Linked DNA regions of Homo sapiens: region 1 is linked to region 2. Evidence: chromatin contacts called from ENCODE Hi-C or POLR2A ChIA-PET data. All regions are on one chromosome and are shown on one strand. The core of a region is the stretch at or near the end of the contact, and the rest is flanking DNA. Distances in the headings are between cores, read along the strand shown.

Evidence for each region. Hi-C counts contacts between places; a loop is a spot of excess contacts on that map. ChIA-PET counts read pairs that join two places held with the same protein, here RNA polymerase II (POLR2A). Pooled maps may share reads with other maps.
Region 1: a loop to region 2 is called in a map of heart right ventricle, with 2.2 times the contacts of the local background. The contact joins the enhancer-like site here to the promoter of CACNA1C in region 2. A Hi-C loop is called at or near these places in 1 of 168 maps with a recorded cell type or tissue (heart right ventricle) and 2 of 50 pooled maps. POLR2A ChIA-PET finds 5 or more read pairs at or near these places in 1 of 52 experiments (A673).

Annotation. Positions count from the first base shown.
Region 1 is chr12:2,211,691-2,214,390 of GRCh38, reverse strand. All of the region lies in intron 3 of CACNA1C (calcium voltage-gated channel subunit alpha1 C), which reads right to left. Among named protein-coding and RNA genes, the nearest start is that of CACNA1C-AS4, 10 kb to the left of the region's middle. Within about 2 kb of position 1,315, at least 5 of the 41 ENCODE cell types and tissues checked have a DNase peak (open chromatin) inside an H3K27ac peak, as active enhancers do.
Region 2 is chr12:2,051,588-2,054,296 of GRCh38, reverse strand. It overlaps CACNA1C (calcium voltage-gated channel subunit alpha1 C), which reads right to left and starts at 1,310. Exons shown (of 47, transcript NM_000719.7): 1 at 686-1,310. The coding sequence starts at 734.

The DNA of each region.
Region 1 (2,700 bases), core at 66-2,565, 160 kb before region 2:
GTTGGAGTCCTGCAATGACACTCTGAGGTAGGTACTATTACTATCCTTATTTACAAGTGAGAAGTGGAGTCACAGAGGGGTCGAGCAAGTTACCCACATCATAGAAATGGTGAGCAGGAGCCCAGAGCACTTCACATGAACCCCTCCTCAGCAGCGCCAACTTAAGGACCATCCAATTTCAGATATGCGCTGCTTTAGAGATGGACAAACTGAGGCACAAGGAGGCTGGAGCAGACTCTGCCTGCTCTTCCTCACAATTATTGTAATGCTGCAAAGGCACCCTTGAGGGACAGATGTCAGAGAAGCAAGACAAGAAGCTATGGTGGTGTTACTGACTCTCAGCCTAAGAGCTGAAGGTGCAGGTCTTCCCTCCCCAATGTGAGCGCCAGTTCCAGCCACAAATCTCCTCTCCCAAACTCGCGATTCAGCCCTGCTGATCAACTGCAGAGAAGGTGCTGTAAAAACCGGCTCAAATCTTGAGGTGCCCTAGACATGAGAAAATGGGCTACAGCTACCGCTTAAAAATGTGGACGGATGGACTGCGGGAGGAGGGGCAGTGCGAGAGCAGCAGCCCATCCGTGAAGAGAGGAGAAGCTGGGAATGTGTAAGCAGAGCCATAAATCCCTTGTCAACGCTGCCTCCGTGCCTTCCCTCTGTGGACGGGGCCCGGGGCCTGGGAGGCCTGCAGAGGGGAAGGAAGCCTAGCGTTTAGCCTCTGATGGCCAGAAAGATAGCTCCACACGGTGTCTGTCAGAGCACCAGGAGAGCAGACACACTGAGAGTTTCACTCATTAACATCGGTGTTGCCATGACAATAAGCTGTTGCCAGGTAGCAGCGAACTAGGAGAAGAGTGAGAATTAGCAAAGCCTAAAAATAAAGCTGTTATGTTTCTTCCCCCGTCTAGATGTCCATGTGTAACAGGCAATAATCTCGCCGCCTCCTCCTCACCCCAGCCCTGGAAGACCACATGGGACAGACAGGGCCCTGCACAGAAGGGGAAGGTCACCTCTCCAAGGGAGGCAGAGAAAATAGTACCCGAAGATAGTGGTGGCCAAAATCTGAAGGCCAGCAACAAGCAGCACCAGAGAAAGCTCAAAGTAAAAAAATCCCTGGGAGGGATTTTTCCTTCCCTTAGGAAGTAGCTGACCTGAAGCGTTAACCTCAGTTCCAGATTGGAGCAGGGCCCTTCCAGGCTGTCAGATGCCCGTCCAGCTCCTTGGCTCTGAAAGAATGGGAAATGGCAGGCGCTGGCTCCTGACTGACTTTTCTCCTGGAAAATATTTAGCCGGGCCCCAGCCCCAGAGGCATCTGTGGGAGTCAGGAGCCTAGACTGGGCACATGGGCAGTTCCTGGTTGCTTTTATAAGCATGCTACCGCCAGAGGAGCCACTGTGATAACAATTCCAAACAAGAGGATATTTTAACAATCAACATCACTGAGCAATGTGTTAATATCTCCAAGGGACATGCAATAGAATTATTTTCAGGATCTTCCAGTTTGGCTCTGATGTCAGAGGAGAAAATGCATGGTGTCCAGTTCTGTGCTTCCTTTGTCCATCCCTCCCACCAGACTGTAAGCTCCATGAAGGCAGAAACCATGTCTAACTAGTCACCCTCATGACCGCAGCACCTGCTGTCACACCAGACACTTAGTCAGTGTGCAATAAATACACAGAGGAAAGAGGAAGTGGGGAAGGGGCAACTGACTCAATCATAACAGAGTCAACATTCTAGATAAAACAGTAAATATATTAACAGTAAAAATACCTGGCCTAAATAAAATACATACCTTTCTAAAATTATAAGCTCTGCATTCTAAGGACTGAATCCTATTCCTGATCTAACTCTCTATTCTCAAAAAATAAGTTAGCAAGTATGCAGGTGTCATGCTTTAAGCAGATCAGATTAGTTGAAATCCAGAATTTTGGGGCAATGATTTCCTTTATAAGCAACCGTAAGATTTCCTCAAACACAGAACCTGCATGATCTCTCTAAAGTAAAATTGTTTAATTCAGATAATATGTAATAATCTGGATCTATACATTGAATGAAGCTAGCGGCAACCACTGGATTCCCGGTTTCTTTCCTTGCAACCACACTTACCTTTGAGTTCTCTCTACCACAGGCTGATGAGTGCTCAGGAAATGTAAACAGTGGCTAATTTTGCTATCAGTGCAAGAAACACACATTTAGGAAACAAAATTCATTCTTTGTTTCACCATCACCCCATAAAAACATATAACCTGGAACAAAATATTAATAATTTCTTGGTTCTTTAACTGCTCTGGATTACCCAGCCATTGATCCAAATACCAGCTCCTGCCTCTAGGCCTCCAAGCTTGTGTAAATAACGTAAAGGTAGCAGAAAGAGGCCGGGCGCGGTGGCTCATGCCTATAATCCCAGCACGTTGGGAGGCTGAGGCGGGTGGATCACCTGAGGTCAGGAGTTCAAGACCAGCCTGGCCAACATGGTGAAACCCCATCTCTACTAAAAATACAAAAAAATTAGCCGGGAGTGGTGGTGGGCGCCTGGAGTCCCAGCTACTCGGGAGGCTGAGGCAGGAGAATCGCTTGAACCTGGAAGGCGGAGGTTGCAGTGAGCCGAGACCATGCCATTGCACTCTAGCCTGGGAGAAAAGAGCAAGACTCTGTCTCAAAAAAAAAAAAAAAAAAAAAGCAGCAGAAAGAGTAACAGGTGAA
Region 2 (2,709 bases), core at 61-2,560:
GTCAACAGCAGTGGAGAGGTGGGTGGGTGTAGGTGAGCGGCGGAGGAGGGAGGGAGAGAGGAAGAAGGGGACCTACAGAGGGGGAACCAGAGGGGCGCGCTGGGCTTCACATCTGCACCGCCGCCCCCACCCGCCACCTGGAGCGCGCCGCCCAGGGCAGGGGCGCCTGGACGAGAGTGGACGCCGGGCAGCGCGAGGGCGCCCCAGGGGCGGCCGTGGGCGCCGGGCTCTGCCGGCGCAGGGTGCGCGCGCGCGCGCTCCCAGCCGCGCCCCGAGCCGGGCGAGGGACCCCGGGCCTCTGGGCTCCGCGGCGCCGGCGCCCTCTGCCCCCCGCGCGGCTGGCCAGGCAGCCGGGCTCTCCAGGCGGACGCGAGAAAGCGAGGCGGCGGCAGCCACTTGGGGAACTTTTCCCCCCTCGCCTGGAATTTCACAGGAAACACATGCTCTGGAGAAGCTGGGGCCCGGAGGGGGAGGGGCGGGAATTTTCCGCTCCGTCTCGCGCGGCGGTTCGGGCCCCGGTCCCGCCGGGCTCCCGGGCGCTCCGACGAGGCGGAGGCGCCCCTCGCGGACGCGGCCCCGGGCCACTCCGCAGGGACCGGCCCCGGGGCCGCGGGGAGCGCGGGTAGGGCAGGAACCCGGTGGAAAAGGCAGGGAGCCCCGGCGAGGCGGCGGGGTCCAGCCTTACCTTGGTGGTTTTCCTCTGGAATGTACATCCTCGTATTCTCATTGACCATGGACCAAAAATGGTTTTAATAGGAGGAGCAGCCACGAAGAGGAAGAAATGTGAAAACACCCCCCGGCGGGTCTGGATTAATCCCTCCTCCGAGGCCGGCGGCTTTCGCGCAAGATTCGAGGAAGCCGTGGTCTGCAGCGTTTCTTCTTCCCCGCCGACGATTACCTGATTCCCATTATGGCATCAAACCCCAAAAACTGCTCCTTTCCACTACTGCCTCCTCGAGTGAAACTGTAACGCATCCTCAGTACATCCGGGCCCCTTCCAAGAACTGAGCACCGCACCTCCGGCGGCTACACCATTTGAAAAAATAAATCGGGAGAGGCAGGGCGAGAAGAGGCGGAGAGGAGGGGCGGGGGGCGCGCGGGGCCCGCCTGGGCCGGCAGGGGCCGAGGCGCCTCTGCCCACTCCCAGCGAGTCCTCCTGAGGCCCCTGCCCGGCTCTCTGCTGTCAAAGGGAGCCGGCAACTCCTGGGCGCGGAGGCAGGAAGAGCCGCCGCCGCCGCTCCGGGCCCGCCGCGCCGCGCCGAGCGCCGCTCTGGCAGGAGCTGTTTCTGCAGAGGCAGCGAGAGGGAGACACCGGGCGCGCGAGAGCGCCGCGCTCACTCCCCCCGGCCCAGCCCCGCCGCGCCCGCGCCCGCCCCTGCCCGCGCCGCCCGCCCGCCCGCCCGGCGCGCCGGAGGCAGACGCGCTGAACGCTTCCAGATGTGGCTGCGGCGGCGCGCAGGGAGCCGGGCGCACGGCGCGGGGCGCACGGCGGCGGACTGGAGCCCGAAGTCGGGCCCCCTCCCGGCGCCCGCGGCAGCGCCGCCCGAGCGAGCCCTCCGCCCGCATGACGTCAAAGGGAGCGGGCCCCGGCCGCCGGCGGGCGAGGGGCGGCGTGAGGAGCCCCCGGGGAGGCCGGGGCGCGCGGCGCACCCGGGCGCCAGCCGCGGTGGCCGCGGTGGCCGCGGCGCGGACACACCCCCTCGCGCCCCGCCGGCGGCGTCGCGCCCCCCGCGCCGGCCTGCAGCCCCCCGCCCGCGTTCTCTCCTCCGCTGCGGCGGCGCGTCCCTGCTGGGCCGGCCACGCCGGGAAGGCCTCTGTGAGCGGAATTCCAAGGAGGAGGAATACAATTTGCCCGACTACCAGAGTCTCGTTTCGGATCGGGCCACTGAACAAAACGGCAAGATGAGCCGTGATTCCGTGATTCTGTTTGATCAATTATAATCAGAGCGGTTGTAGAAGTGACAGATAGAGGAGGGGAGGGGAAGCGGGAGGGGCAGCGAGGCGGAGCCTGGTAGGCGAGGCAGCGGTGCCCAGATGTCTGAACAGATTCCTAGACCCAGGTTTAATAATTCCTTGGAGGCAGCCGAGCACGTGTTCTACTAGGATATCCTTACCTACTTCTCTTAATTATTTCTGCAACTCCGGCAGGAATCTATCCAGCACCTCTCCTTCCCGGAGAAGCAAACACTTCCCTCCATCACTCCCTGCAACCACAGCAAGTTCCACGGCACCCCCTGCAGGACCGGGCTCCCCTCCAGTGGGGCTTCGTGATCCCTTTCAGGGGGGCCTACAACTCCCTCTTGGGGAAAACCTCTACCTGCCTCCACATAAGACCTCCTCGCCTCCACATCCACCCTCATTCCCTGGGTGACCCTAACCATTCCCGTGGCTTTCAGCAGCTGTCTATATCAAATGTCTATCTCCAGCCCAGACCTCTCTCCTGAATTCCAGACTACAGCTGACTCCGTCTGATAGACATTTCAAGCCTAATACATCCAAACACTGGATTCCTGATCTCTTCAAAGCCTGCTCCTCCTCACACAGCCTTCCCCATCGCAGTCGATGACCATCCCATACTTCTAGTTGCTCAGTTCAAAATCCTGGAGTCACTCTTGACTCCTTTCTCTCATCATTCCACGTCTAGTCCATCAGGAGATCCTGTTGACCCTACCTTCAGGTGAATTCAGAACCTGACCACTTCTCATTTCC